Linked DNA regions of Homo sapiens: region 2 is linked to region 1. A link is an interaction called in ENCODE POLR2A ChIA-PET data of the cell type or tissue named here. Cell type or tissue: MCF 10A. All regions are shown on one strand. Each heading gives the region's core, and the rest is flanking DNA. Links, peaks and the distances in the headings are about the cores only.

Region 1 (16,769 bases), core at 6,777-10,776:
AGGATTTTGTCTGGGGTTATTGGTTTGGGGCAAGGGGACAAATAAGCTGGGGTGGACACTGGGAGACCTGGGCAAAGGGAGCTCAGAGGATGGGCATCTCACTTGGACTTGAGTGGCTAGGGAAGTCTTTCTTGGGGAAGTTATGTCTGAATTTCAGCCTCTGTAGCCAGAGAAGGGACTTCTGAACGGTAGGAACAGAATATGCAAAAGGCTAGAGAGTGACAGACACAAATATTGGATGAGCTACAGATGTTCAGTCTGGTTACTGCAGAATATGTAAGGGATAAACAAGAAGGCTAGAGACGGGGAGCAGGGTCTGGGCTGTGCTGGGGTTTTACTCAGATGTGGCTGTGCTTGCTGGATTGTAGATGCTCTTCCTGTCAGCACCTGCACACAGAGGCTCCTGCTAAGGATAGGGTGGAGAAACTAGAAGAACATGGCACCTGCTGGTGGTGCCTTGTCCATATCTTCTTGCTCTTACCTCCTCAATGCACACAGGCCAACTTTCAACACTGCCAGCACTTACATTGCTTCACCTGAAGGCTTTCTCTGTCTTCCAAACTGACTTTATTTGCTGCCAACACATCAGGCTGGAAATGCTAAAAAATTAGGAGCCACACTCAACCAATGACTCTCAGGATTTGATGAATAAAGACCCCAGCTCCCTTACCATGCTGGGTGGAGTGTGGGTTTGACACTGGCTTTCAGAGTTTCCTTTGTGAGATTAAACTCTATTTCTTCAAACTTGCACGTTCAACTATGCTCAGCACTCAAAGTTCAGGTTTCTGGTGCCCTTTTAATCACCAGGAGCCAAAACAACTTCCAAATTTGGTCCCTTAAAGATGATTATATTGGCAAGGAGATCGTTTGGTCGCTAAAGAACCACCAGTGCAGAAGCGATCGTGGTGCTATGATTTTAGGGACCCAAGACCCTTCTACCTTGTTACCTGGTGTGTTAGTCAGGAAAACCTAGGCTATGCTGCAGAAACAAACAATCCTAAACATCTAAGTGGCTGAAAACAACAAGGTTTTATTTCTCCCTTGTGCTAGCTGTCTATTGCAGATCAACAAAGAGGCATTGTCCTTTTCCGAGAGTCATGCTGAAGGAACTGCCACTATCTGTAATGTTTTTGGCAGCCACAGCAAACGCCTTACATCAGCAATAGAATGTTCAGCCTGGAAGTGATACATGCAACTCAGTGGCCAGAAACCTTCCTACAGGTGTTCCCACAGAGCAATGAGAACTGAATATGGCAAGCAGCACCAGTGACTGTCACACTCATTTACAGCAGGCTTCCATCTTGTGGGTCAGAGGACTGTTCTACCTCTGACTGGAACATCGGCATTTCAGCCAGCAGAAAAGGCAGAAGAGAGGTGGAGGCTGCACTCCTTCCCTTTGAGGTCCTGGTTCCAGACATTGCACACACCTACCTCAGTACATCTTCTATTGGTCCGAATGTGGTGCATGAGCAGCTGGGAATTAGAGTTCTCATGCAAACAGCCATATGGCCAGATGAAACTTGTGGGAAAAATTGGAGGATAGATTTTTGGATATCTTAAAGTCTCTGCCACACAGATGATGAGGAAGACACTCTGGCAGAAATTCTATTGTTTTGGGTTGATAGTGGAGTATCTGGGAAGGATGTGGTGAGGGCATCTTTTGGGGTAGTTGGCTTTCTAAGACAGCACTACCCATTCTATTCTGTTTCTGGCCTTAAAGTACAGACTTCCACAGGGGGAGACCTTCTTTATGGTGTATTTGATAAAATACTCAAAATACAGAGGCTCGGCAAATACTTGTCACAGATAATTTGAGAATTTCCCCAGGGTCTAGTTTTGAGTTGAGTGGCCACGGGAGGTTATGGCTGCTTTTATTTGTTATGAATGAATTTTGTATCTATACAGATAGCCACATATCCCTATCATATTTGAAATAGGGAGGGATCTTATGAAGTTTTGTGAAAAATTCTATATTCGATGAGTAGTCCCTAAAACACAGCCTGGAATTTCGACCTAAAGGAGGGCTTTTCCCCTTCTAATTATAATAATCTTTGTGTTTATCAGCAAAAAACTACTTTACACCTTTATCAACAATGATGAAGATTGTGGGGCTGGGGTAGGGGTGGGTGGGGTGTAGGTATCAGTCCAGAATCTGCCATTAACAGCGTGAATGACTATGGATAAGACCTTCCTGGGTCTCAGTTTCCTTATTTATGAAACAAAGTGTGGTAGATCGAAGATAGCCACAAATTCCCATTGACGAGTGGCATCTAATTCCACTCCTCCTGAAACTGGGCTAGCCTAAGTAACTTGCTTAACCCATACAATGTGGCTGGGACTTTTGCTGAGGCAAGCTCATAAGCAGCCCTCCAGCTTCAGTGTGGGCCTCTTGGTACCTTCTCTCTCATGACCCAGCCACCATGCTGTGAAAACCCCAAGCCACGTGGAGAAGCCATGTGCAAACGGACACTTCAGTCTCCAGCCCTGGAAATTTCAGCTGCCAGGCAGCACCCACACCTGCCCTGGGAGGGAGCCATCTGGCACGTCGAGGCACCCGAGCCTTCAGACGATGCACCCCATCTGACCACCGCAACCTCGTGGGAGACCCCGTGAGAACCTCCAGCTAAAGCCAGAAAACCCCTGAACCATATATGAGAGAATAAGTGATTGTTTCAAGTTACCGGTTCTGGGGTGGTTTGTTATGCAGCGACAATTGACTGGATCATTAAGGATTTGTACAGACTTCCTTTCTGGGGCTTTTAAGCTTACTAAGCATCAGTTCTCAGTAAGTACAACCCGTCCCTCAGGGCGGGTGAGGAGCCTCGGGTCTGCCAAAGCCGGGCCCTGGCGGGCTGGAGAGCGCGAGCTGGGGCGCCTGTCACTCCTGCGCGCACAGGGCGATCGCGCGGAGTCGGGGGCGGTTTCCTGCACACAGAAAGGGAGTGCTTTTAGGGGCAAAGGAAGCTCGCCGCGGCGTAGGGACGTCTTTCTAATGTCAGCAGAGAGAGGCCGATGCGGGAAGAGTTATCCACAGATGCGGGAAGGGAGAGGACGCGAGAAGGGGAACCGCGTTCTCCTGGCCTTCCGCGGACGGGGATCGGGTACCGACAGGGTTTACCCGCGGGAAGCCGCAACCCAGCACCCCGGGCCTGGCCGCGCAGGCGCTGAACGCGCCTTTGCTGTAGTCCTTTGCTGTAAGACAGTGAGAGAGGAAGGATGAAGTAGGGACAGACGAGAACGCCGGCAGGCACTCCCACTTCCCTACTCAACAGCCTGCCTTCCTTTCTTGCTGACAGAACCATGGTTAATGGGGGTGTGTGTGTGTGCGCGCGCGCGCGTGTGCATGTGTGTGTGCGCACGTGAGTGTGCGTCTGTGCGTGTGTGTGTGTGTCCAGAGGGCTGGTGGGATGCTAACGGGCCCAACTCAAAAGCTCTGTTCCCTAGTCTTCCTTGCAGTGAGTAGCGGCCATATGACACCGTTCCGGCCAAAGAGACCTAAGTAGACCTCACTGGATGAAACTTCTAGAAAGTGTGTAAATGGGTGTAAATTCACTTGACGTGAGCTCTTTGCCCTTTGTCCTTTGCCCATCCCCCTTTAGCAGCTCTGGGGCTGGGCCTAAGCATTTTCATTTTTCCCAAGTTCCCTGACGGATGCTGATGCTGATGCTGATGCTCCCAGGGACCACACCCTGAGCACCACTGCTCCAGGACTTTGGGGCTATGAAAAGCAGTTGTCCAAAGGAATGAGTTGGCAAATCACATGTGAGTGGTTTGAAATTCTTTCTAGTCCACAAAACAACCTAAGGATGTCCAGGAGATGGGACAAGTTTGAAGCATTTGAGTAATGACTGGAAGCACAAAGGGAACCGGACGCCACCACTAATTGTCACCAATGGAGTAAACAACACGTGCCTGTGTTCTTCAGGAATGGCGGGGATGCAACCAGAAAAGAGAGTTCTCCTTGATGGCACGTCCACACGCGGCTCCCACTCATCTCTCTCGGCCAGCCGCCCGCAGCCTGTTCTCCATCACTGTCCAGCCGTTCCCCACCTGCCTCGAGTCTGTGGCGTGGGCCGTGCAAGTGGTTCTCGATCGCAGGCATGTTTTATCCATCATGACTTGGTTGTTACGATACACAGTGTTTATTTTTCTTCATAAAAAGATGCAAGCTGTGCGCCTCCAAATGCTGGCAGCTCAGAATATTCCATTTGTTTGTGAAGAGACAGACTGGATGGCACAATTTCAATCAAACTATGAAATGCAGGCTGGCATGCCTGGAGAGAAAGATCATAACAGTGTGTACTCTTCTTTCTGAGAAGCCGCGGACTGCACACGTGGTTAACTCATCAGCCCCTGGAAGGCGTCCTGGTGGATGTGTTCCATCAGCCATGGCAAAGCAGGAAGGGGACTCTGTCAAAGCTGTCTGTCCTCTCCCTGGGGACAGGCGGGGCCACATGACACATGCTGTGCCACATTGATTCACTCTGGGTGGAAGGGGTTGTGTCCTTTGAATTCCCAAATGGAAATGGCTAGAGTTTTTTTTTTTCTAATTACAAAAGTAATAAATGGTCATTTACATTTTTTCCAGGAATAAAAAGACTAAAGACTAAACAACACACCAAACAAAAAAGAACTCCACGAGGACTATAATTTCTTCTTGATTTTTATCCATCTGCCTGTCTATAACTGACCTGCCTTTTGCAACCATAGGCTTCTCTCCAAGTACACATATAGAGATCTATACCTTAATTTTTATGGCTGAATGTTATTCCACCGTGTAGCTATATCAGCCCCCTATTGAGAGATGGTTGGTTACGGGTTGTTTTTTTCTTTTAAAAACTATACTATGTTGAATATCCTTATGCATCTCACTCCCTTTGTTTTCCTAATTGTTTTGGGTAAACTTCTAGCGGTGGAATTGCTGGAGAAATGCATTTGATCAACATTCCTGAACTGCCCTCCCCAAAGTCTGCGTGAATGACACCCACCCCCGTCGCTTATGAGGCTGATCCCAGCTTCACACCTGCATTATCAACGCAGGGCACAAATCTTTGTCACTTTCTGGAGTGATTTTCTCTTAGATTTCTGAATGATTAGCATACCTTGACATGGTAAACCTTTATATAATAAAGTTTTTAATTTTTCTTATTAACATGAATTGTAGCTATATGAAATATTTTATTGGTTGTCTGCTTTCTTATTTCAGCTTTCCATTATGACAATGATTAAACGTTGAAGAAAGTTGAAATAGTAGTACAATAAACATCCATATACCCTCCATCTAGATCAATTATTTACATTTTGCTATATATAATTCAGCTTTTTTTTTTTTTTGAGACAGAGTCTTGCTCTGTCACCAGGCTGGAGTGCAGTGGCGCGATCTTGGCTCACTGCAAGCTCCACCTCCCGGGGTTCACGCCATTCTCCTGCCTCAGCCTCCCGAGTAGCTGGGACTACAGGCGCCCGCCACCATGCTGGGCTAATTTTTTTGTATTTTTAGTAGAGACAGGGTTTCACCATGTTAGCCAGGATGGTTTCAATCTCCTGACCTCGTGATCCACCCGCCTTGGCCTCCCAAAGTGCTGGGATTACAGGCTTGAGCCACTGCACCCGGCCTAATTTAGCTATTCTTTCTATGCATTTAAATTTTCAGAACTCTCACAACACTTTGATTGCACCTAAGAGAATTTATCAACAATTGTATAATGTCATCTAATGTCTAGTGCATAGTCAGACTGACCCAGTATATGTAGAGTAGTATTTCCGCAGAACAGCTACTACAGAAGATGTGGAGATTCTATTCAGGGGTCTCCATCTTGGTTTATGCAACAGAACCATCTGGGACTATATTTTTAACAAGTGCTGGGGATTGAAATCAAAATTCTTCAAGGAAACCAATAAAGAAAAAGTTTTCTGGTGGGAAGGTCATAGATCCCAGGCCTTAGTGGAGGTGGGGATTGGGATTTGGGGACTAGAGGATCAGTTTAATGGCAAAACTGGGCCAATGCAGAGGCCATATTGCTTCAGGGACTGACCATGTGGGGAAAGATGGATGAGGAGAGACTTTTGCCACGAGCATTTGTATCATGGGACCCAGGGACAAGGCATGCATCCCAGAAGAGAGGGAGAGTGAAGACCCTAGCCCTCCCTCTGATGCCCACTGTTTCCTAGGGTCAGAGGAGAGGAGCGGCATGGCGGGAGGGTGAGAGTTAGATGGCCTCTCCTGGGACTGAGAAGCTTGTCATCCTGGCTCAGCCCAGCCTTTGCTGTATGTAGGATCCTACAGAAAGCAGAGAGGTGGGAGTCAGGGAGGGGGTAGAATTTTTTTAATGGGAAATTTTTCTGCAAGTTGGCAAACTTATCCAGCGAAAGGCTACTAAGGGGCCCCTGGTACACAAGCAGTAGCAGGGCAGAAAGAAGACGGGATTGGTGATTTCCAGCACGTTGTCGTTGCCACAATTTGTCCAGCACAAGGAAAGTGAGTAGTGAGCTAACAGCATTTCAGGAGATGCAATTTGGGTGTTGGGGGCTGGAGAGAGTGTGGTGATGGTGTATAAGTCCCACAGCCTCCCGATGAAGCCATCTCCTGAGTCCAGGATTGTTATGAATTTCCCGTGACCAGGGCCTGGCACGCTGATCTACTCCCTGCGCCCTGTCGCCGATGTTTCCAGGGCTTAGTCTTGTTTCTGATGCCTTGTGGAAAAAACAATGGCAGTTTAGTCTGAAGTTACCCAAATCATTCGTTGCCAGGAGAGTTCACTTCATTTAGAACTTGGAACCACCATGGTTTTCAATAGGACGCTTAATGAACTGGGCCCTACGAAATAGGCAAACTTCCTGGCCTGCTTAACCCAGTATTGTCTCTCTTGTTCTGACTGCAGTCATGTGTTTTATTTTCCCATTTTTTGTTAGCTTCCAGCTGAAGGCCAAGCTACATGAGCCCCCTGTGGCCTTCCTTTTGGGAAAGGTGGAACTCGGCTGTACATTCACCTTCTGAGCTCCTCAAATGTCTTCCAACACTGCTCCAACGGTAGACAAAATATTATTGAAAATGAGATTTCCATTGTGGCAGTGGTTTACTGTCTTCCATTTTAGAATGCAATTTTTTTTTTAATGTATTTTTGGATTTTTATTAATTTAGATTATGTAAACTAGCAGGGTGTTTTTTAATGAGATTGGTGATGCCAAACCTAAAAGAGTTAAAATCCCCTTGTAATCACATATAACTCAGAGAAAGGTAGGGAATGCCCCACAGAGAGACAGGGGATGCGTTTGTTTGATTTTTGCTCTTTTCCAAAGTGTGGCTTCCTTTTGAAATGTCTTTGCCTTCGGTTTGAAATCATCAGTCATTTGTTAATCACTGGCTAAAATTCCGTATTTGTAGCAGAGGGAAGAGAGAGGGAGAAAGAGAGAGGTGAGGTAGGTGTCAGGCATCAGAGTCTTGGGGTACCAGTCTCAATTTAGCTATTTCTGAAGCCACCCACTCTAAGGCTTGGTTTCCTCAAATCCTCTATTTTTTTCTGACCTTGGACATCTTGCTCCAGATCTGGGACTCCATCAGCACAAATGAACTCTTCAAAACCAGAATATTGCCTTTTTTATTGCATTTGCTGGGATGGTCAATGCAAATTCCATCCTCCCCCTTAGAACTATAATATGAGTTTTGTGTTTAACACCAATTAGAAGAAAACTTTGTGAATAAATGGCACCTGTAAAATACCTCTACCACAGCCAGACTATGGGAGAAAACTCTTGTTATTTCTCAAGTTTGCCTGAGAATTGTCTTATGGACAAATCCCAATTCTCTCATATTTGGAATATGTGAAAAACTAAAGCATGGAAAATTGAAGTGCTTCAGTCACTTCCCTAGATGACCTGAAACTACTAGCATATGAGCTGTCTGTCCATCCATCCATCCATCCATCCATCCATTTGGTCATTCTTTCTACTTCATTTGAATGGATGGATAGACAGATGGATGGATGGACGGACAGACAGCTCACATGCTACTGTAAGCACCTATTGTATATTTTTTCTTTTTTCTTTTTTTTGAGACGGAGTCTCGCTCTGTCCCCCAGGCTGGAGTGCAGCGGCATGACCTCGGCTCACTGCAACCTCCGCCTCCCAGGTTCGAGTGATTCTTCTGCCTCAGCTTCCTGAGTAGCCGGTACTACAGGCGTGCACCACCACACCCGGCTAATTTTTGTATTTTTAGCACAGACATGGTTTTACCATGTTGGCCAGGCTGGTCTCGAACTCCTGACTTCAGGTGATCTGCCCGCCTTGGCCTCCCAAAGTGCTAGGATTACAGGCGTGAGCCACTGCACCTGGCCAGCATCTACTGTATTAACCATACTTCCCCTTTCTGTAAACTAGATGCTTTCACATCTGCCCTGCATTCCTATGTGGTACACACCTTGTTCTGGACAACCCACTAATATGCCTGAGTCACCCTGCCTGGGCCTCCTGCCTCCCTTGTTGCCTCCTCCAGGGAGTGTGCTTTTAAAACACAAACTGGCCAATCTGGAATCCACACCTCCATCTACCTCCCTTATTGGGTTTTCACACTCAAAACAGGAGGCGAGAGCTGGCACAGGTAAACAATTTAGAGGTGGAGGGAATATTAGAACCAAATGTTTCTCTTTCCTCTGTGAATCAAGGGGCTAGTGGGGGCTGGAGGTGTAAGACAGCAATGCAGGACATGCTGAGGGCCCCATGAAGAGGGGAACACACAGCACACAGGCAAAGGAGCATGTGCCGAGTTGCATTTTGCCCTCATGGAGCTGACAGTCTGGCTGGGAGGCAGGCAGGCTCACCCCCAGCTATGAGAACAAAGCAGAATGCAGAATGTGCTCCAACAACTAACTGTGAGCATCGCTGTGGGGGACCAGGAGAAGTTTCCCAGAGGACATGGACTTTGAGTTGTCTTAATGGATGTAGGGAGGCCAACAGACTGAGAAAAAAAGAGGACCGATCCTTTGGTTGCAAATATGGCAAGCAGAAACGTCAACCCCCCTCAGCAGAAAAATAAAAGCAAATCCAAGGGATGCTGGTAGAGGGTGAGGATGGATTTAAAACGGTGCCTGCTGCTTTTTCTCCATCTTGGAGCGTGGAGAGCCTCGGCAGCTTCTGAACAGCGATGAGCGTGTTTCTAATTATCACATCAAGCCTTTGATCTGCTTTAATTGTTTGTTTCCCCCTGCAAACGCAAATTTGACTCACTGGTGCTGTGTTTAGCCAGCTGCTCCTCTTGGAGGTGCTCGGCATTGGGCCATGCCTATTTCCCAAATGAGACACAAATGCCCTGGCTTCCGTTCGGCCCTGCACATATTGAGCTCCTACTATGCGCTTGGTGATGGGGAGTGCAGAAACTAATAGAGTCTCTGTCTGAGGTTGCCTTGAATGGTTCTGAGTCTCACTCTCTTTCCACCCTGCCCCACTCCCAGCCCCCAGGAGATTCTGGAAGAAGACAGAAGACAGTAGGATAAAATTCTGATCAAATCAGAATCCGATATACAGAAATATGAACATCTTGCAGGTGGGTCAAAACTGGAGACTGCCAATTTTTAAAATAAGCTTTCTAGGTAGGTCTCGTGGGATTTACAGTTTCAGCTCTGCGTTTGAAGCTTCTGCATCTCTATTGTAAAACCTTCAGCAATCATCAGATGAAGATGTATGTGGTTCACCTGATTGGCTTACTAAAGCAGGAGACAGTCAAGCCAAAAGAAAACGGTCTTAAAATACAGGCTTGTGAATTGTAGAACTGAAAGAGGCTTTATTCAGGTATATTCTACATATCATATACTTCATCCATTTCAAGTGTATAGTTCAATGATTTTTTTTCTTTTTTTTCTTTTTTTTTTTTTGAGATGGAGTTTCACTCTTGTTGCCCAGGCTGGAGTGCAATGGTGTGATCTCGGCTCACTGCAACCTTTGCCTCCTGGGTTCAAGCGATTCTCCTGCCTCAGCCTCCGAAGTAGCTGGGATTACAGGTGCCTGCCACCACACCCAGCTAATTTTGTATTTTTAGCAGAGACAGGGTTTCACCATGTTGGCCAGGCTGGTCTCGAACTCCTGACCTCAGGTGATCCACTCGCCTCTGCCTCCCAAAGTGTTGGGATTACAGGTGTGAGCCATCTTACCTGGCCTAAATGCCTTTTCTTAAAAAGTGAAATCCAGTTCTGGTTTTTTTGTTTTGTTTTGTTTTTTTGAGACAGAGTCTCGCTCTGTCGTCAGGCTGGAGTGCAGTGGCACTGTATCAGCTCACTGCAACCTCCGCCTGCTGGGTTCAAGCCGTTCTCTTGCCTCAGCCTCCTAAGTAGCTGGGACTACAGGCACATGCCACCATGCCTGGCTAATTTTTTGTATTTTTAGTACAGACAGGGTTTCACCATGTTGGCCAGGCTGGTATTGAACTCCTGACCTCTTGATCTGCCTGCCTCAGGCTCCCAAAGTACTGGGATTACAGGCATGAGCCACGGCGCCTGGCCCGAGCCTTAGTTTTTAAAGAAACTCAACTGAGCCCTGGAGGCAGAGTATGACTAATTGAGGTTGTTTCCGAATGTCAGGTGCTTGATTCCTGGGTGTCTATTCAGTCTGGATCTTTAGTTGGCAAGTGATGAAAACCCAGCTTGGCTAAACCTCAATAAAAGAACCACAATAAAGAAGGGAGTTTATTGGCTTACATAATGAAATGCCCATGGGGTAAGTCTAGCTTCAGGTGTGGCTTGATCCAGAGGCTCAAGGGATATTGTTAGTTCTTGGTTTCTTCCCAACTTGTGTGTTAATTCAAAGGCTCTATATGCTGGTGAGATGGCTGGAACCCCTCTTCTTGGGTTCAAGTTCAGGTTCAAGTTCATTTGCCAAATGTCTCTTTCACATCTGTGTTTATGTGTGTGTTGTGATTGTGTGTTTTGTGCATATGTGTAAGAATATATGTTTGTGTATGAGTTTGTGACTGCGTGTTTGTGTCATATGTATTTATGAGTGGGTGTGTGATTGTGTATGAGTTTGTGACTTAGTATGTTAATGTGTGGGTTTTGTGTTTGTGTGTTGCGTGTGTTTATGCGGTATGAGTGTATGTTTATAACTGTGTGTGTTGTATGCATATGTGTGTGTGTTTGTGTGTGTGTGTGTGGCAGGGAAGGCATCTATGGCATAGAAATGATGCTGGGAAGCTCTGGCTGAGTCTTTGAATGCCATGGTGCTGTAGACTGAATTTCAAGTGACCCGTAGGAATTTTTAAACAGGGTGACCAGGTCATTTACGTAATTCAGAGCTCACCGCTGAGCAGTGTGGGAGGCTGATGGGAGCAGGCAGGGGCTGCAGGGAGGCCCGAGAGGAGAGAGGGTCATGGAGTTTTAGCCTTGGCCTCTCAGCAGGGAGGCAGCTGCAGTCTTGGAAACAGTGACTAGAGGGGGTGGGGCCTTGAGTCCTAAGGCTGGCGTTCAGGTTCCAGCCTGTCCCATACAGCAGGAAGGATGAGCCATACAGCGGGGAGGGCAGCAGAAGCCCTGGAAGGCCATGAGGCTGCTCACCACTCTGGCAAGGCTCTCCTGCCGCCATGACCTGCTGGAAGGATGACTGGGCAGGGCGGCAGTCTGTGGACTGATACTGCTCTGAAGAGTAAGTGGTACTCTTGGCCTGGACCTACTGATTGGTGACTGGGGCCTAACCCTGCCTACTCCAGTGGTTTCTGGAAGTTTCCATAAATGACTTTTAGGATGCCGTGGGAATAATATTTATTTTGCTACTTCCTTATGGAAACCAAATGCACATACATGTATTCATTAGCCACATGTAAGATTGGCTCCATGGCAGACAGATGACTACCCCTTAGAGTCCCAATTCTTGGAGTATGTTGCAAAGAAACCTGATGCCCACGGATGAATTAGTTCAGATAATCAGCGACTTTTTTTCAGATTATTTAAAACTTTCTTTTCTTTGGAAGGATGACTGAGAGTGAATTTGTAGGGAATTATACATGGTTAGTGGGTAGAGCAGTAAGGAGGAGAACTGACATACAAATAAATCAGATTAAAAATTGGTTTCTGATGTCTGGGAGCCTGCCAGCTTTGACTCCCCAATGGCGAATTGACTCCAACTAAAAAGATCCTTTAGATCCTTCTGTCTCAACCCTTTTCTCATATCATATATCCCATAATACAGCCAGACATAAGAGAATCGAGTCCAAATCCCTTATTGTTGCAGATGGGAAAACTGAGACCTATGCAGGTCACATGCCTCTGAAGCTTACACAGTGTTTATGGCAAAGCAAAGGCTTGAACCTGGTGGTTAGCTACTGAGTCCCAGTATTTAAACATTTTTATTTCATTGCCTCCTTATGCAAACCAGGTGCACACAGATATGTTTATGGGGCATATATAAATTTGGCTCTGTAGATGAAGGCTGATTTTGGTTTGAGGTAAGAAAGAAAGCAGGAATATAGGATTGTCCTGCCAATTTTTGTATTTCAAAATAAGTAAATCTAAGTTCAATTTACAAGTATGCCTTCTTATTCTTTATTACCTTGACAATGGAATAGAAAGGGGAAGAAATTTATATGAAGATACATGGGGGTAAATTGAGTGAGATAGGATAAAAGGGAGAAAATAGGTCTATTCCCAAGGGGTTCTGTGAGCGAATGAGACTTCCTTTGCTGCGTGTGTGATCATTGTTCATTTGTTCAAAGCCCTCATTCATCCTATGCTCCAGTCACCATAGTAAGGGCCTCATATGTATCTTTTAACCATGTGAGGTTGGGGTTATTATCCTATTTTAAAAAAAGACAACTGGGCCGGGTGTGGTGGTTCACACCTGTAATCCCAGCCCTTTGAGAGGCTGAGGCAGGTGGATCGCTTGAGCCCAACCTGGGCAACATGGCAAAACCCCATCTCTACAAAAAATACAAAAATTAGCCAGGCGTGGTGGTGCGTGCCTCCCAGCTACTTGGGAGGCTGAGGCAGGAGGACTGCTTGAGCCCAGGAGGTGTATGCTGCAGTGAGCCATGATCACGCCACTGCACTCCAGCCTGGGCAACAGAGGGAGACTCTGTCTCAAAAAATAACCAAAAAAATAAAAATAAAATAAAATAAAATAAAAAAGAAAACTAAGGCTCAGAGGATTTCAGTAATTTGCTCGAGGCCACAAAGCTGGCAAGTAATAGATTCATTCTTGGAACTTATCATGTTGAAAGTCTTATGAATTAGAACTCTGCAAGCTTCTTTCCTTAAGGACAGGGCTACACATTGGTCAACTGAGAAGGAAAAGCATCTGTCCATTTCTATGCTTGGGGTAGGATCCACATTTCTTTCCTGCAGATGGGTGAGAATAGAAGTATCACTTTGCAGAGTCACCTAGAAGGTGGTTCACTGGGGGGAAAGAGTTTACAGGTTCCCACCCCTGTCAAGGGTGTCAGCAGTGATCTGAGGTGAGAAAAGACCACAGAGAGCAAAAACCTTGTATGGTGGCCCCGAATCTCATGCTGGGACCAAGGTTTTGGGCCAGCCAGTGACTGTGCCCCAGTCTAGCTAAGGGGAGTTTGCAGGGCTATGAGCCTGGGGCAGTTCCTGTGGGCTGACTGGGCTGGACTTTCCTTACAGCAGCAGTGTGGCTCTCCATGTGGAAATGAGGCCATTCCTGAGCTTCTTGATGTCCTCTCCCTTTCGTTTCTCTGGGTCTTCCTTGACTACAATACCAATCCCAGCTCTTAGCGGATGCAGAAGAAAGGACCTTTCCCAGGAGGAGGCTGGAGAAGCAGAGGCTGGGGTGGCCTGGTGGTCCCAGGAGGAGTCTTGCTTCCTTCTGCATGTGCCTTTGACCCATTGTAACATGATTCTCTTTCTTGTGGTTTTCCTGGAGATCTTTCCTCCCTTGCTTGTCTTCCTGGGCTGTCTCAGACTGAATGGGCAGGAGGTGGGACATTCCAAGGGGGAATGTCTTGTGGAATGTCTTTCTTCCCTAACACCCATCTCTAGACTGGGGAACAGTGAGGTCATTTACAAGTGTGTAGGGCAGGGGTGGGCAATCTTTTATGGGAAGGGCCAGATAGCAAATGCTTTAGGCTTTGCAGGTGGTATGATTTCTCTGTCACACTACTGCACTCTGCCATGGTAGAGTGAAAGCAGCCATAGACAATACGTAATGAATGGGCGAGGTTGTGTTGCAATCAAACTTTATCAAGACAGGCAGGGGGCTGGATTGGGTTCCCTGAGCTGTAGTTTGTTGAACTGGGTCAAGAAGGTGGAGCAGCCACTTTTGGCAGATGAATGCCATTCATTGCCCACAGGGAAAAGATGTCTCACACAGACCCGGGACCCCACAGGACCCCAAGGCAGAATTTGTACAGCCAAGAACTGTGTGTGCCAGCCTGTCCGTCAGCCCCACACAGCCCCACAGGCGATGTCTGGACTAGAAGGCTTGGGAATCTTGTTTTAGGGCATCATATTTAAGAAGCCACGGTGGAAATATGGGCTTGGACAATATTAGTGACGATGTCAGCTCATCCAGCTCATCCTTCAGAGCTTGCCAGCTGGGGCTGGGCCAGGGCCTGGGGCCATGTTCAAAGGCTGATAAGCTTTCCAGAGACACGTTTCACTGACAGAAACATCCCCAGCACATGCTGTTCCAATTCTGCTGGCCTCTTATGGTGCACTGTGGGAAGACATGTGGGGTTTGAATATATTATGTGGCAGGGCAGTCTGAAGACACAGAGGGGCCACAGTGAGGTTTGAGGCATGTGTCCTCATGACTGGAAGGACCCAGGGCAGGCCAGATGCCCTAGGATGCAAGATGGAAGAGGGTAGGTGCCAGGAAGAACAGCTGCAGTATGGTGAGTGGGCGGAGGAGGAAGAGCTTGCTTTTGGCTGGGATGCTGGCCTTCCAGAGGAGGTGGCAATTGTGGTGGGCTCTGAAGGATGGGTCATATGTGGGAGTAATGAACATGGCCTGGGAGAGTGTGGGCATGCCTGGCTAGAGCCAGTGGTTTATTTGGCTTTGAGCTATGGGGCAGATTCTATTTTCCAAAGATGATCCCAACAATATCTCCCATGCCACACACTTTTCTCCTCATCAAGAGGTGGAGTTGAATTCCCCTCCCTCTGAATCGTGCAGCTGGTGACTTGTATGTTGCCACTGGAGTCCAGTGGAAGTGACACTGCGGGACTTGCAATGCTGGGGCAATAAAGGAGTTGCAGCTTCTGCCTTGAGAGTGGGAATACTCGCACAGAGCCCCGAGCCCCCACTTGAGAATCCCACCACCCTGCGCCAGCCATGCCCTGGGGAAGCCACACTGAGGAGCAGCCACACTGAGGGGCTCTGGAGGGCAGTCCTAGTCCTAGTCATCCCCCTAGCCCAGGAGACTCCAGCAGCGGGAACCCACTAGAAGGTCTGCTGGAGGAAATGGCTTACTTCAGGCTGTGCTTTCAGAAGAGGAATCGGCAGCAAAATCCAGGACAGAGTGGTGGCTTGTGGCTGGAGGGTGGGACGGGGAGACTGATGAAGTGCATTTTGGGCTGCTTTCCATGAGAAGCGATCTCAGGTGAGCTGTGGCTGCAGGCATGGAAAGGAAGGGCCATTGCAAGAGATGCTGCTGTGCAAGAACAGACAGGGTTCCCTCCTCACCTCTGCAGCTCCCCGCCCAAATCCCACATAACCCGTATCACATGACGTTCTTTGAAACCTGGCTGGCACAGGCTGTAAAAAGCAGGGCTTTCGGCTTCATTTAGGCCTACAGTTCCTCATGGACCATGAGGTTATGTGTGTGATAGTGGATAGAGCCCTCAGGAGCAGCTGAGTGGGTAACAAAGGTGGTCATCAGATTTTGACATGTGAAGGACACAAGGACCAACTGCTGTGATGGATCTGGGAGGACAGGCAGGCAGCAGTCTCCCTAAAAGCACTGAAGTAAGATGGGCTGCTTTATAGCCTACCCATGTGGGTGGCTACTGTGGAGTTATTTCAGGGGCAGAGACCCATCCCTGTTGTGGATATGTCTTTTCATGGGGCTTCTGCCTTTGTTTCAACAGTCAGATATGAAGTTTACTCTTTAGATGCTTTAGGGTCTTGACTTTATACTATGGTGTAAACGACTGATACATGAGCCTTTCCTTTGTGAGAATTCTGAAGCCACCGAGAACTGGGCCACATGAAGGCTTTGGGTTGTTGAAATAAATATAACAGGAGGGAGAGGAAAGGATGCAGAGGTGGAGGCTGGAAGCTGAAGTCCAAGCTCACCGACTGCAAGTCTGTGCTTAGGCCTGAGTTCACCCCCAGCTAGAGCTATTTGGCCGGTACAACAAGTAGAACCCATTGTTAATGGCCAGTGTTGGTTCTGATTGGCTGAGGATCAGTTCTAACTTGTCGGGAATCTATTCTGATTGGTTGAATGTCCACTATAATTGGCTGGGCATTTGTTCTGATTGGCAGTTGTGAAGTGCATGTAAGGAGGCTAGACTCCAGCTCCAGGAGTAATTTGTGGGCCCTGTGGGCCCCAAGTGTGGAAGCAAACACTGGGTGGCCAATCTAGTCCTGTCACTTTCACGAAGTCCACAGAAGGCATGAGTCTTAGGTCTCAACAATCCTACTGGCAAAACCTGTGAGCTTGTCATCACCCTTTCATTTTTGGAATTCTCCTCCTCTTTCTCATGGTCCTAGAAGGCATTTTTCCCTCCCTTTTCTTAGCATAACCACTGTGGCAGAGACTATGGTGCCCCACCTATGCCTTCTCAAGCCCTCATCCTTCCCAAGCCCATTGACTCAAAGCCCATTGA
Region 2 (16,769 bases), core at 2,275-6,274, 53 kb before region 1:
ACAGCACATGTTTCAGAGAGCACAGGGTTGGGGGTAAGGTCATAGATCAACAGGATCCCAAGGCAGAAGAATTTTTCTTAGTACAGAACAAAATGAAAAGTCTCCCATGTCTACTTCTTTCTACACAGACGCAGCAACCATCCGATTTCTCAATCTTTTCCCCACCTTTCCCCCTTTTCTATTCCACAAAACCGCCATTGTCATCATGGCCCGTTCTCAGTGAGCTGCTGGGTACACCTCCCAGACGGGGTGGTGGCCGGGCAGAGGGGCTCCTCACTTCTCAGACGGGGCAGCTGCCGGGCGGAGAGGCTCCTCACTTCTCAGACGGGGTGGCTGCCAGGCGGAGGGTCTCCTCACTTCTCAGACGGGGCGGCCGGGCAGAGACGCTCCTCACCTCCCAGACGGGGTCGCTGCCGGGCAGAGGCGCTCCTCACATCCCAGACGGGGTGGTGGGGCAGAGGCGCTCCCCACATCTCAGATGATGGGCGGCCGGGCAGAGACGCTCCTTACTTCCTAGATGGGATGGCGGCCGGGAAGAGGCTCTCCTCACTTCCTAGATGGGATGGCGGGCGGGCAGAGACGCTCCTCACTTTCCAGACTGGGCAGCCGGGCAGAGGGGCTCCTCACATCCCAGACGATGGGTGGCCAGGCAGAGACGCTCCTCACTTCCCAGACGGGGTGGCGGCCAGGCAGAGGCTGCAATCTCGGCACTTTGGGAGACCAAGGCAGGCGGCTGGGAGGTGGAGGTTGTAGCGGGCCGAGATCACGCCACTGCACTCCAGCCTGGGCACCATTGAGCACTGAGTGAACGAGACTCCGTCTGCAATCCCAGCACCTCGGGAGGCCAAGGCTGGCGGATCACTCGCGGTTAGGAGCTGGAGACCAGCCCGGCCAACACAGCGAAACCCCGTCTCCACCAAAAAAATATGAAAACCAGTCAGGCGTGGTGGCGCGTGCCTGCAATGGCAGGCACTCGGCAGGCTGAGGCAGGAGAGTCAGGCAGGGAGGTTGCAGTGAGCCGAGATGGCAGCAGTACAGTCCAGCTTCGGCTCGGCATCAGAGGGAGACTGTGGAAAGAGAGGGAGAGGGAGACCGTGGGGAAGGGGAGGGGGAGGGAGAGGGAGAGGGAGAGGGAGTTCATGTCATAATTCTTAATCATAATGCCAGAGATTAGCATTTTATGGTTTTGTGTATATGGGTAACAATAGTCTCATTTTATAGAACCTTCATGATTTTTGTTGTTAGGTATTAACTTGTCATCAAATTTGTTAATTTATTGCTCTGCCCTGTTGTATATGTCAGTATAGTAGTTTTAGGTGTGACAAACATTACTTGGAACTCCATTCCTCATAAATGTGATAATTTAGACAAATAATCACCTGCATTCTCTATCCTTCAAAGTACCTCCTAAACAAGAATAGAAATGAATATAAAAATTGTCAATTCTCACTGATATTTAAGCCTCCTTTTAACTTTTAATTCGTGTATTCTTAACATGTAGTCAACAGACCGTTACTGGTGCTTTAGATATACTGAAATATCGTTTATGCTTACTAATACTTCACAACTATGGTTATGATTAGGCCCTCCACTGGTCTTATTGTTTTAAAAGGAGTATATATATTTTGAAAAGCACATATTTTAAAGAAATCACATGTACTGCTATATCACAAATATGTTTTTAACATTTTGATAATTATATTTCCATATAATCGATTTCCTTTGTAATCATATTTATTTTGTTTTATATATTTAAAAGTATTATGAGAAGGAGTTTATAGGCCTCATCAGACTCTTTAAGGGGACTGTGGCACAAAAAAGGTTAAGAACTCCTCATCCTTATCATTGCATAAATATAAAAATACAAACCAAGCCAGCCGCAGTGGCTCACACCTGTAATCCCAGCACTTTGGAAGGCCGAGGTGGGCAGATCACTTGAGGTCAGGCCAGGAGTTCCAGACCAGCCTGGCCAACATGGCGAAACCCTGTCTCTACTAAAAATACAAAAATTTAGCCAAGCATGATGGTGTGCGCTTGTAGTCCCAGCTACTCGGGAGGCTGAGGCAGGAGAATCGCTTGAACCCAAGAGGCGGAGGTTGCAGTGAGTTGAGATCCTGCCACTACACTCCATCCTGGGTGACAGAATGAAACTGTGCCTCAAAAAAAAAAAAAAAAAAAAAAAAAAAAAAAAAAAAAAAACACACACAAACAACTAATAATGGCCAATTACAAATTCAGTTTTCTTTTGAGATTTTACTGTAGCTCTTTCTCCTGTTTATTGATGTAGGCAAACTAGTCACTTCTTCCTCCATGCTATCATTCCTCTTTGTCTATCTCAAATGAATTTTTTACATACTTCTGACTTTTCCTTGACTTCTGTATCCTGATGCTTTTGAGGATTAAATGTTCTCAATCTGAGTCTGTGTGTGTTGCATGATTATATTCAGATTATGCATCTTTGGCAAGACTATCATGGATACTGTGTGCTTCTCATTGCATCTTATCGTAGAGCGCAGTTTTAATTTGTTCCATTACTCAAAATATTCCCTTTGATCATTTAATTAAGATGGTATCTGCCAAACTTCTCCATTATGAAGTAGTTTTTTCCTCTTTTGTAATTAATAAATATTTTAATGGGCACGTACTTTGAAACTGTCAGTATTCCATTTTATCATCCAACTTTTAATTTATTCATCCTTAAATTTGTATGTATGGGGCTTATGATTTATAATTTTAATTCAGTGAGTTTTAATCTATTACTGCCATTGTTTATTTTGATGCTCAAAATTTTCCTGATTTGGCCCCTTCAAACTTCTGTTATGTTTTTTTATATTTCCTCATCATTCTTTGCGGATTTCCTTGCTTTTTGGCAGAACAGGATTTCCCAGGCTATCACTGCATGTTCTTTATCTCAGGGTTGGAATCATCAATCATTTCTTCAATGCTTCCTGATTCCTTTTGGTGGAAAACGGTATTTATATGTAAGCCTCGGTGCTAGTAGTTATTTATTGCTTTTGTGATGTTACTGCTCCCAAGTTCTCTTGGTAGACAGAGCTATAGAATATATTTAAGTATTTACATACATGAATTTATATATATGTACACACATGCATATACATGCATGCTCAAATAAAGACAGACATAACCTAAAAATTCTGAGTTCACAGTGATATGTTCCATTCTGATTCTACACCTAAGGGTTAAGTCTAGTTTTTAAATTAAATGTCTAATTCCCTTCCTTAACAGTGAGAAACCTGGCTGTCATTATCTTGAATATTTTTTTCTTACTTGATCAACCTGCCTGTGTGTAACTAATCTTCTGTCTCACTGCTCTCTCTCGGATGCCTTCCTCACCCTGCTTAGGCTCCAACAATCCAAAGGGAGGGAGCTTTTTAAAAATTATTTTTGTAATCTCAGTGTCTTTCATGTAGTAGCTATTCATTGACCAATTATGTTCTATTAATGAGTCATTGTGTTTAGGTATTTATTGCAACCTATCATGGGCAGAGTGTTGAGCTAGAATCTCTGCAAAAGTAGAAGAAATGGGAAATGAGAGCTCACGTCCTGAGGGGAGTCGATAGTATGATGGAAAAAGCACAGTTTATGTTTGTGAAGTGGCATGATAGTGTTATAAAAGAGTACAAAAATAACAGTTAAAAATTACATAGACATTTGAAGAAAAAGAGTGACTGAGTGAAGGCTGGATTTATCTGAGAGAGTTTTTCCCAAATCATTAGGTTTTAGGGTAGGGCTTGAAAGATAATAGTAGATGAGGTTTGGTAAAGAAATAGCAGCTGAACGTGAAGGAAACAAAGTTAGCAATGGAAAATACAGTAGCCTCCTTATCCTTGGCTTCACTTTCTGTGGTTTCAGTTAACCGTGGTCAAATGCAGTCCAAAAACATTAAATGGAAAATTCCAGAAATAAACAATTCATAAATTTTAAATTGCATGTTGTTCTCAGTAGTCTGGTGACGTCTCCTGCCATCCCACTCCATTCCACCTGGGACATGAGTCATTGTTTTTGTCCAGCATAGCCACACTATAGACACTCTCTACCCATCCCCTTTACCCCTTAGTCACTTAGTAGCTGTCTCAGTTATCATATGGAAAAAAACAGATATATGGGGTTTGTTACTGTCCACAGTTTCAGGCATGAACAGAGGGGTCTTGGTCTTGTCCTCTGCAGGTAATAGGGGACTACTGTAGACTAGGTAAGGTGGAAAGACTTATCTGGAGCTTAGAAAAGTTAAGGCTGAAGAAAACATCAGAGGAGCAAGTGTTCAGTTCTTTGCTAATGAGTATAGATTTTATAGAAGAGGAAATAGTAATTGTATATGTCTTTAAGTATGGAATGATAAATGATCCATCCTATATGAAAAATGTATTAATTCAAAACATTTAGAAGCTTATAGTAGCCTGGGACTTCTATGATGTAAGCAACAGCTAATGTGGTACTCTGAGGAGAGTGGTGGCTGCAGAGCTATCTGGAGTTGTTTTTTGAGGTGGATACTTCCAGTGTAATATGACACGCTACTAGCGTACAGCTATTCAGCACGCTGCTTCTTAAATGTAAATTTGTTGTTATTGTTTTGTTTTTCATATAATACAGATAGAGTAAATAAGGGGAATGAGGGAGGTTCTGATTGTGGGCTGAAGATAAAACTAGCCAGCTTTATAATTTCAGATCAGATCATTAGTATATACTTGCTGCTTTTAAGCCTGCTTCCCCCCACCCAATACAGGTTGGCAAAACTTTTTTCCTTAGTTACTGCTATTTATTATTTTAATATCTTATTTTATAGTAATATAATATAGTATATTCATTCAGCTATTCTTTTTCTTGCTCTTGGAAACTTTTCAGGAATAAGTGCAAATTCTTGTCATTATTTACATTATTGGTAATGTGATGTGGGGGATGTTGTACTATTTCTTATCTTTACCTCCTTCTCTTAGCTGTTGATATTTGTCCTTTAGTTGTGCTCTGCATCAGTGATCACTAATAAAAGTTACTTTGGTAACAACAGCCATAGTTAATTAACACAGGTCACTTGGGTTTATTTGTTGAGGGGGGAAACAGGGGTGGTGTGTTCATAAACTTTCCTCTGAGCATTTTTTCCTTCATCTTCTTTTGCTTTTTCTCCTCTTCCACTTCTCAATTTACCTGCTTTCTGTGGGTGATATTCATTCCTGTGAGTTTACATTCTATCTGTATGTTGACAACTCCAAAATACTTACAATCTCCCAGACCTGTGGATCCATCTTCCAACTTGCTTATGTACACCTGGACACAAAATTAACTGGTCTAGAACTCAGTTTGTGACTGCTGCTCCCATAGCAAACCTGTTCATTCTTAGCCACCCCTGTCCACCCAGATGCTCATGTCTTATTCTTGGCATTTTCCTCTCGCTTACCCTTAACCCAATCCATCACCCAGAACTTTTTGATTTCTCTTCTGAGATATTTCTCAGAGCTTTCATTTCTCTCCATCACCTTTACCATTACAGTAGTCCAGGCTGCCATTACCCTTTGCCTGAACAACTCCAGTAACCTTCTGACTGGTCTTGCTCCATGTACTTTACTTCTGGTATCCTCCAGCTTCTTTGCATGCACTAGTCACTCGTGTGCTTAGAAACCATTATCGGTGTCCCAGGTGTGTAATGGAATATATCCATTATCAGAGTCTCTGAGGTCCAGCGTAAGTCACCTACACCTTCCTCTCCTCTTTGAGCTTGTCCTACTCTCACTTTGTATCCTTATCATTCTAACTGCACTGACCACCCTTGAATTTTCAGAACAGTGCTTCTAAACCAGTTATGGCAAAGGACCAGTTTCTGTTTTACAACTTTTTCTGTACTGATACTTGAATAAAAATATAAGAATGAAACACTATGAAAATGGGAGAGAGGACCCCAAAGAATACAAATATAAGTGCTAATTTATTATTATTAGATCACCAGACCTATAATTTCTGTGTCAGATTGTTATAAAGGTTTCTGAACACTTCATTTCAGTTTCTGTACTTTTGTCACCATGGGCCAGTAACAAAGAGTTTGTGGACCACACTGGTCAATGGACCACACCTTGAGTAGCCTTATTTTAGAACAGATCAGTCTCTTTGTCACCCTAGGGTCTTTGCATTTTTGGTTTTCTCTACCAAAATGTCTGTGCCTCCACTTCTTTAAGATTTTATTCTTATCCTCAATCTGGTTCAGTTTCAGTACATTATGTTTAGGAGTAGACTTATTTTTAGTTTATCTTGCTTGACACTTAATAGGTACTTTTAATTTGAGGACTCTTGTCTTCAGTTTTGAAGTTCTCAACCACTTTCTCTTTGAAAATTGCTTCTTTATCATTCCCTTTATTCTGTTCTTCTAGAATTCCTGTATTGGAATTTCTCAGTCTGTTCTCCATGCATATCTCTTAACTGCTTTTTCATGTTTCCTTTTCCTGCTACAGTCTAGGTAAATTCTTCAGTAGCATTTTATAATTCACCAACTACTCCCAGAACTTATCTCCTGGGAGATTTTTCTTTTAATGACTATGTATTTCTCATCTAATTTGCTCTTTTTTGTTTCTGCATTTATTTCACATTTTCTTTCTTCTTTTTTTTGAGACAGGGTCTCATTGTGTCACCCATACTTGAGTACAGTGGCGCGATCTCGACTCACTGCAACCTCTGCCTCCCAGGCTCAAGCGATTCTTCTGCCTCAGCCTCCCTAGTAGCTGGGATTACAGGCATGGACCACTACTGCCTGGCTAACTTTTGTATTTTTAGTAGATACGGGGCTTCACCATGTAGGCCAGGCTGGTCTTGAACTCCTGACCTCAAATGATTCACCTGCCTCAGCCTCCCAGAATGCTGGGATTACAGGCGTGAGCCACCACACCCAGCCCTCACATTTTCTTGTATATCCTATGGCCGTTATTCTTTCCTTCTTTGAAGACCCTAAAGACTTTTAAAGTCACTTGTGGATTGTGCTGTTTATTTTTATTGTGTTGGTAAATTCATCCACTGTTTCTCATGATCCTATAGTTTGCAGGCTCATTTTAAGTAGAGTCCCCCACTCCCAGGCCTTTCAAGCCTCTCCCCGTAACCTCTTAATGATTTTGTGATTCTTTCTACCTGGCCCTCTCAGGGCTCCAGCACAAGTTTATGGTAGCATGATACTAACATTTCAGACTTCCCATCCTTCAGTGATTGGGGATTTTCCAGGACAAGTCACTGAGTTCATGAAAGTTCTGGCTGTGATTCCCTCTGTCTTTTCTTTCTGACTTTATAATTGCAATGCTATAAAGTCTTTAGCTTTAGGCAGAAGTCTCAGCCTTATTTTCTCAGCCTCCTTTCTAAAGTGGGAAGCCTTACTCCAGCTGCTGCATTCACAAGTCTGAATTTAGTTCCCTGCCTGTAGGGCACTTTGTCAGCCTCTCTGTTGCCTTGAAGGAGCTACTGCTGCCTGCATTTGGACCTGGCGGCACACCCATGACCTGACTTCGTGATTCTGTTCTTTTTCCGGTCCAAGGAGATATATATCTTATTTCTATATGCATATGTGTCTTTTTTGTCATCCTATTTTGTATTTTACCTAATCATTGCTCTGTCTTTGGGACAGGGATAACAGGAACCTGAAAGTGTGTACTTTTCTATACCAGCCTTTTTTTTTTTTTTTTTTTTGAGACATGGTCTTGATCTGTTGCCCAGGCTGGAATGCAGTGGCATGATCATAGTTCACTGCAGCCTCAACCTCCTGGGCTCAAGCAGTCCTCCCATCTCGGCCTCCTAAGTAGCTGGGACTACAGGCACATACCACCACACCCAGCTAATTTTTTTTGTTTGTTTGTTTTTTCAGTAGAGAGGGAGCCTCCCTATGTTGCCCAGGTGGTTTTGAACTCCTGGGCTCGAGCAGTCTTCCCATCTCGGCCTCCCAAACTGCTGGGATTACAGGCATGAGCCACTGTGCCTGGCTTCAATACCAACTTTTAAGAGAAGCCTTTTGCTCACACTTTGCCTGGCTAACTCCTAGTTAACCCCAGAGACTATATCTGTGCCCTTTAGTGCAGAGACTATATCTGTGCCCTTTAGTGCTGCATAATGTGCCATTCATGGTACCTTGCAATGTGTGCCAGTCACATATTGAGTTGAATAAGAGGTAGGTAGCTATGTCAGATTTAAAAATTCAATTGAATTAGATTTCTGGGAAGAGCACTGTCTTATAGTGCCCAAATTAACCATGTAAGCACATTAGACTTTATCCTTTAGTCATTTGGGAGTTTTAAAGCCACTGGCAAAGTATGCCACTATTTTACCTGAAAGAAGTATATGCATTTTTTTGAAACTGGGAAGGTGGAGGCAAAAAAATTCTTAAGGAAGGTGTTTGGAATCATTTACATTTGAGACGAGGATGAGTGCTCCAATAAGAATAGTGAGGATAAGGGGCAATGATTGCTTGAGGAGATAGTATTAGGTAGCATTGGAGGGTCATAATGATGAATATGGAATCAGTAGGGCACAGGCATTTGGCAGCATGGAATCAGTAGGGGAAGACACATTTCCAAGTGTAAGTGAAAAGGGTAAATGACAGTGTTAGAGATGGAACTAGGAGACCACTTACCTTTTACTAAGATCACCCCCCTGTCCTTTTCTCTTTATTGTCTGTGCTCTTCTGGATCCCTTCTTTGTCCTTGTAATTTTTAATCTATTTCCTGGTCGTAATGTGAAACTGAGGTATCAAGTTAATGAATATAAATTCCCCTAACTTTTTTTTTAGTTGAGTTCACCCTTTCATAATTTTTCAAATCCATCTTTCCCTGCCAGAATTTTGCTTTATTCAACCTGTCTGCAGTGTGGATCGTGTTATTCCACAACTTAGCCCTCAATTCAGTTTTATCCTTCTTGGTTTTAACTATTTCCCGAGATACAGTATCTGTTATAAATTAATTTATTTTCATTTGTAGGCAATGTATATCAAATAAGCTTGAATACTTGCAGCAATAAGAATAAATATTTACATTAAATGTCTTTTTCAACATAAGTAGTAACTCATTGACAGATGTTGTCCTAGTCAGCTCAGGCTGCCATAATGAAATACAATAGGCTGGATGGCTTATAAATGACAGAAATTTATGTCTCACAGTTCTGGAGATTGTGAAGTCCAAGAGCAAGGCAATGGCTGATTTGGTGTTTGGTGAGGGCCTGCTTCCTCATAGGTGGCCTTCTTCTCACTGTAACCTCATGTGACATAAACATTCAGTTCATTACCCTTCATCCCTGTTCCCATCCCAAAATTCATGTCCTTCTCACAAGCAAAATACATCATTTCCATCTCAATAGTCCCAAAATGTTCGCTTATTCCAACATTAACTCAAAAGTTTAAAGTCCAAAGACTCATCTGAATATAGTCATGCATCGTTTAACAATAGGAATACATTCTGAGAAATGTGTTGTTAGGTGATTTCATCATCGTATGAATATCATATAGTGTATTTGTAGTAACCTAGATGGTATAGCCCATTACACACCTCGGCTATATGGTATAGCCTATTGCTCCTAGGCTACAAGCCTGTACAGCATGTGACCGTATGGAATACTATATATAATTGTAACACAATGGGAAGTATTTCTGTATTTGAACATATTTGAATATAGAAAAAGCACAGTAAAAATATGGTATTATAATTGGGACCACTGTCATATATGCATTACATCGTTGACTGAAACATCATTGGAGCATATGACTGTGTCATTTAAATCAGATATGGGTGAGATTCAAGGTATAATTTGTCCTGAGGCAAATTTTCCTTTAGCTGTGAGCCTGTGGAATCAACCAAGTTAGGTGCTTCTAAAATACAATGGTAGGACAAGAACAGGACAGACATTTTTATTCCAAAAAGAAAAAGAAGTGACAATTCTTGAGCATGTCCAAAACCTGAAGGCTTGAAAATGATCTTTAGCTGCATTCTCTGCTCTTCAGGCCCACTGGGGCTGCCGTTCCACCTTCTGGACACACTAGAGTGGAGGCTCCATCCCTGCAGTTTTGCTGGCCATTGGTTGGATCCCTAAGCCTCCAGGCAGTCCTGCCCCCATGGCTTTGCTGGGCCTTGCCCTAGTAGCAGCTCTTTGTGGTGGCCTTGCCCTTGTGGTGGTTCCTTACCTGGGTGTTGTGCCTGTGGCTCCATCCTTCGATATCTAGGTGGAGGTAACCATGCTTCCCAGGCTGGTGAATTCTGGGGCTCAGCAGAGACAGCACACATGGATGCTGCCAAATGCCTGTGCCCTCTGAAGTGGTGACCACTGCATGTGTACCACACCTGGGCCTTCCAGAGCCTCACCTTGTGCTGCAGAGGAGCAGGGTGCCAGACTGCAGGGAGTGGAGTGTGTGAACCTGCAGGCACAGGTGGCTCCTCTTTTGAAACCACTCTGATGATCTCTGAATTGCCTGTCAGGGAGGGTGGTCGTTCTTTTCTTGTCTTGGACAATAGCTCCTGGCTCTGTTTATTTGGCTGACTTTATGCCTTATCAGTTGGTCCTTTTGCTACACCCTTGGTATTCTCTCCTCCCAAACTGTCTTTCTCGTTTGTTACAATATAGACAGGGTGAGAGTTTTCCAAATTTTTAAGTTCTGCTTCCTCTCTCGTGAATGATTCCATCTTTAATTTCTCTTGTCTTGCATTTTACTATAAGCAATCAAGAGAAGCCAAGCCATACCTTCAACAGTTTGCTTAGAAATTTCCTTGGCCAAATATCCTCATTTTCATCTGAGACCTCATCAGAATGGCCTTTACTGTCGTATTTCTACCAACATTCTATCAGGATTATTAAGTATTCTTTAAGAAGTCTGAAGCTTTCTCTATAGCTTTCCTGTTTTCTTTCTGAGCCTCACCAGAATTGCTCTTTATGGGCCATTCACAGCCATGTATCCCTTTTGTAGCAAGCACCTCCATACTCTTACAGCTTTTACTCACTACCCACTTCCAAAACTGCTGCCACATTTTTACATGTTTGTTACAATAGCACCCCCAGTTCTTGGTGTCAGTTTCTGTCTTGGTCTGTTTGAGCTACTGTGACAAAATACCGTACACTGGATACCTTATAAACAGGAGAAATCTATTTCTTACAGTTCTGGAGACAGGGAAGTCCAAGATCAAGGCATCAGCAGATTCAGTGTCTGGGGAGGGCCTTGTTCTTTGATAGACAGTGGTCATCTCACTGTAACCTCATATGGCAGAAGGGTTGAGGGATCTTTATGGGGTCTCTTTTATAAGGGCACTAATCCCATTCAAGAGGGCTCTGCTGTTGTGACCTGATCACCTCCCAAAGGCCCGCCTCCTAATACCATCACCTTGGGAATTAGGATTTCAACATATGAATTGGGATGGGAGGGGGGATGTAAATATTCGCCCAATTTCAGATATTATATAATTACTCTTTACAATACTGTGAACCATCAGGTTTTTTGCATATAACATTTAAGTTTTGTTTAAATAAACTAAGAAAAAGGTAAGAGACTTATTCAAAGTGAATTTGTGATAATTATGAAAAATAAGTTGCCAGTCGTTCCATTTAGTTTCTACACCATTGCTTTGGTGAAAGATAAATTTAGTTTTATAAATAACAATGGAGATTTAAAGATTAGATGTAAATTAAACAGAGCTTAAAACTACTAATCTATAAAATTATTTTAATTGGAAAAGCTTGAAACTTCTGAGTGTGTGAGTTAATATTACAAATTTGACAGAATCTTAACCCTGCTGGTGTTACTATGTATGTAAGCGTAAGCTATCTTTTTGTTTAGTATTTGTTTTTAGCCTTTTGTGTCTTTATATTTAAATATGTCTTTTAAGCAGAATATAGTTATTCTTTATCAGAGCATTTAGTTCACCTACATTTATTGTAATTATTAACATATTTAGGTTTAAATCTACCAGATTATTATTTGCTTTCTATTTGTTCCATCTGTCCTGTATTTTTTTTTTTTTGGCTTTCTTTTAGATTGGTAGATTTTAGATTGATTTTAGATTTATATTGGTTTTATTCTCTTAACTGATTTTAACGGACACTTGGCATTACTTCATGCAGTCTCACTTTATCAAACTCTTAATATAAAAGTGTATTTTTGGGAGGCCAAGGTGGGTGGATTAGGAGGTGAGGAGTTCAAGAGCATCCTGGCCAAGATGGTGAAACCCCATCTCTACTAAAAATATGAAAATTAGCTGGGCGTGGTGGCAGGTGCCTGTAATCCTAGCTACTCGGGAGGCTGAAGCAGAGAACTGCTTGAACCCGGGAGGCGGAAGTTGCAGTGAGCCGAGACTGTGCCACTGCACTCCAGCTTGGGTGACAGAGTAAGACTCCTTCTCAAAAAAAAAAAAAAAAATTGTACTTTTATCTTTTTTTTTGGACAATACAGGATTCTTATAACATTTGAAGTCCATTTAACCCCCCTCAACGTATCTGTTGCTGTTGTTAGATACTTTCAGATACTATGAGTATTTTTAACTTTACAGATATTATTGTTTAATGCAGTCATTAGCTCTCACCACGCATTCCACCCCCTGCTCTTTTTTCTCTTCATTTTTTTCCCTACATTTTGGGTTTTATCTGAGATCATTTTTCTTTTTCCCAAAGAACACTGCTATCTCTTCACCTTTACTTGTTGAGGGATATTTTCAGTGGCTGGAGAATCTAGGTGACATTTACTCTCTTTCAGCACATCAAAGATATGGATTCTGTTGTCTTCTGTCCTCCACTGTTAGGATGTCAAGTTAGCTATTTGTCTTGTTGTTGCCCTTTTGAAAATGGTCTGTCTTTTTTTTTTTTTTTTGAGATGGAGCCTCACTCTGTCACCAGGCTGGAGTGCAGTGGCATGATCTTGGCTCACTGCAATCTCTGCCTCCCAGGTTCAAGTGATTCTCCTGCCTCCCAGGTTCAAGCGATTCTCCTGCCTCAGCCTCCCAAGTAGCTGGGATTACAGACATGCACCACCACACCTGGCTAATTTTTGTATTTTTAATAGAAACGGGGTTTCACCATATTAGCCAGGCTGGTCTTGAACTCCTGACCTCATGATCTGCCTGCCTCCACCTCCCAAAGTGCTGGGCGTGAGTCACCACACCCGGCCGAAAATGGTCTCTTTTAAGGCTAAGTTGCTTTTATGAATTTCTCTTAGTCTTTCATATTTAGGAGCTTTACATAGATATGATTTTCTTTTTATTTTGCTTGGGGTTCCCAAAGTTTCTTAAATTTGGAGCTTCATGTCTTCTATCAGTTTTGGGAAATTCTTAGCTATATTCTCTTCAAACATTGTTCCTGCCTTCATTATCTCTCCTTCTGGGACTCCATTTATGTTTGCGTATGATCTTTTCACTATATCCTCTGTGTCTTTTATTCTCTTATGAATAAATTTCTATCCTTTTGTCTCTCTGTGCTTTCTTCTGGATGTTTTTTCTAACCCACCTTCTAATTCACCTATTCTTTCTTTCACTGGGTGTTATCTGAACTTTCTTTAACTGGGTGTTATCTGACATTAAATTTATCTTTTTAATACTTAATGTAATTAATTAAGGGGTGGGAGTTAGGAAAAATATCTATCTACAAAGACTCCTTAGGGGATTTTTTTTTTAAGTTGAGAAGTATTGCCTTAGGGGCATAAGCCAGCATTTGGGAAGCTCAATAGGATTTACTTTCGAGCAGACTTTGACTTGCGCTCCCCACTTGCACCCTCATTTTCTGGATTGTACTTCTGCTACTTCTGCCTTTTGGTCCTATGTGAGTAGCCTCTCTGAAGCATCTTTTGAAAGCCAACTTCCCATCTTTGTGAAATAGGAGATGGGCTGAAGAAGGGAATTTGAAGGTCTAACTCCTCTTTATAAATCTTTTAGCTGGTTCTTGTTTTCAATTCCACCCTAAAACCCATTTGTTAAAAATAACCAGTGTCTCTAATTGCTGAACTTTTCTAGGGCTTTGTAATGTAAATCAGCATTTTTTTTCCCTTGATTTCCCTTCCTTCCATAGGTACTTAGCAAAGTGAAGGAAGTTGGAACTCAAGACCATTAGTTTCATCCATCTGCTTCCACCTGCCTCCATCTTCCAACATTTTGTTATTATCTCTTGTTTGCTTTTGATACTGGTGGGCTGGAGGGGGTCTCCAAATGCTGGTGGGACCTTGACCCCAGCCAGTGTCTGTGTCCCCAGGCTCTTGACACTATCACGCCAAGGAATTGAAGGATGAGTCAGAAAATAGTGAAAATACGGAGATTTATTGCAAAACAAAAGTACACACTCAAGAAAGGGGACTGCAGGCATAGTCGAGACAGTCCCACAGTGGGGTTTGGGATTTTTATCTTTATGGATTTCTTTAATCAAAAGGTGGAATATTCGTGAAGATAACTGGGAAAAGGTGGAGATTTCTCGGAACTGTTGTGCTACCCACTTTTACACCAAATATGGGTGTTCCTGGAACTGTCATGACACTGGTGGGTGTGTGACTTAGTATGTTCATGAGCATATGATGAGGTCCTAGGTGAAACCTAGGTCAATTCCAGTGCTATGTTGGGTCCAGTTGGTCAACCTGGTTTTTCAGGGTCTTATCAGTCCCTAGTTTCTGCAGCCATTTCAGCAGTTTCTTTTTTGCTGGTCATGTGAAACTGCTGCCTGGAATTTTCTATTCTCCTGTGACCACCCTGTGTTATTCCTGTCTCATCGTTACCTCCTCTTGAATTTATTTTCTCCCTATGAATTTATCCTTAAAAAAAAAAAAGATTTTTTTTTTTTTTACTGTCATCTTAGTAGTATTTGAGAAGGGATCAGAAATAAATGCTTTTGTTAGATCCTCTGTGTTTACCAGAAGTTATAGAACTTTCTTTTCAATAATGCTCACTGTCGACTATTCATTATGTTATATATTCCCAGGGCATTTATTGGTAATTGCCAAACAAAAGTCATTTTAATTTTACCCATTTGTGTTGTATAATAAAAATTCCATCTGATGCAACACTACATTTTTCCTGGGGTAGGTGTTTCTCTTTCAGGTCAAAGCTGGAAATACTGGTAGGACTCATAAAAGCAAATAGCTATGTAGTATTTTTGTGCTTAGCAAAAGTCATTTTTATTTTATCTATTATCTGAACTATTAAACAGTTTCAGTGACCTTCATTTAAATGATTTGAGAATGAGACTGATGAAACATTTAATAGTTATTTATTAGGATATTGTAGTGGTGACTAAATTTCAGGATATCAGGTCTGTGGATGAAGTATTTGAAGCTTGAGCATGTTTAAAATACTATAGGATGGCCAGGTGCAGTGGCTCACGCCTGTAATCCCAGCACTTTGGGAGGCCAAGGCAGGCAGATGTCTTGAGTCTAGGAGTTTGAGACCAGCCTGGGCAACGTGGTGAAACCCTGTCTCTACAAAAAATACAAAAATTAGCCTGGCCTGGTGACAGGTGCCTGTAGTCCCAGCTACTCGGGAGGCTGAGGTGAGAGGATTGCTTGAGCCCAGGAAGTGGAGGTTGCAGTGAGCCGAGATCATGTCGTTGTATTGTACTCCAGCCTGGGTAACAGAATGAGACCTTGGCTCAAAAAAAATTATAGGTAAGTGAAGTTGAAAGATAGCAATATCTACACAATGTTTTATCATAATTAAAAATATACCCATGTTTAAATGAAGCCTAATTACTGACATATAATCAAAAATACTATTTGGATCTAGTTTTTAATTGAGATGAAATTCACAGAGCATAAAATTAACCATTTTAAAGCAAACAATTCAGTGGCATTTAGTATGTTGACAATGGTGTGCAGCCATCAATCACCCTGTCTTGTTCCAAAACCTTTTTATCACCCCCAAAGGAGACCCTCATACCAATTAAGCAGTCACTCCTGGCCCCTGGCAACCACTGATCTCCTTTCTGTCTGTATGGATTCACCTATTCTGGATATTTCATAGAAATGGAATCATACAATATGTGACCTTCATGTGTCTGATTTCATTCACTTAGCATGCTTTTGAGGTTCATCCATATTGTAGCATGTGTCACTACTTAATTCCTTTTCATACCTACAGCATGGACATTAGAAAATTTGATGAGAAATTGTTCCTGATGCAACTAATAAATATAACTTAAGCCAAAGAAAGCCTTTAAAATACTTAGCATTAGTTATATTTTGTTTTAACATTTTTAAAAAACCTAATTTGGTATGTTTTGATATTTTTCGAATAAGGTATAGGGAACACTATGAGTCTGTGGACCAGTTACCATCATATTATTTTTCAGCTAAAGTCTGTAGTCCTGTCCCCAGCATTATGAGAGAGACTGAGTGGTAGATATTGGTAAAATAGTACAAAGATAATAGTTGCTATAGACCGTTAGCAAACACTAGAATGAAATGTTAACCTCTGTTATCTGTATTTTCCTTATGTGAAGCTAGTATTTGTTTGTTTATACATATATAGGAACTCTGTCTTCTGAGAAAATTAAATTAATATAGGTAATTCTTGGCTAAATGTTAACAGTAGTGTCTAATACTTAGCTATGTGGTAAAGTTTACTGGTATTAATGTGCCTTATTTTTAATGTATAATTTACCATTTAATTAAGCAAATTAAGAAAAAAGATTTTCCTTTCTAATAGCTGTGGTACACATAACTTGAGTCTGGTTTGCATTTCTGGGAATCATTTATTGCTACTACATAGAAAATTCTTAGCGCTGTAATTACTACTGAGATTTTTCTGGGCAGATAAGTCATGTAATTGGAGATCATATCATACCTTCTT

What was found. Peaks named below come from ENCODE experiments on the same cell type or tissue, not always from the same donor. Only the 100,000 strongest peaks of a DNase experiment are listed, where the experiment ranks them.
Region 2: POLR2A ChIA-PET joins it to region 1 with 5 read pairs; 3 of 35 experiments call an interaction of 5 or more read pairs at or near these places.

What each region holds. Positions count from the first base shown.
Region 1 is chr9:85,509,099-85,525,867 of GRCh38, reverse strand. No RefSeq gene overlaps it. Among named protein-coding and RNA genes, the nearest start is that of AGTPBP1, 220 kb to the left of the region's middle. In MCF 10A, for the core only: no CTCF peak of the experiment used is centred there; DNase peaks (open chromatin) are centred at 8,437 and 10,637.
Region 2 is chr9:85,557,435-85,574,203 of GRCh38, reverse strand. The region is part of intron 25 of AGTPBP1 (ATP/GTP binding carboxypeptidase 1); the gene reads left to right. Among named protein-coding and RNA genes, the nearest start is that of AGTPBP1, 180 kb to the left of the region's middle. In MCF 10A, for the core only: no CTCF peak of the experiment used is centred there; a DNase peak (open chromatin) is centred at 4,013.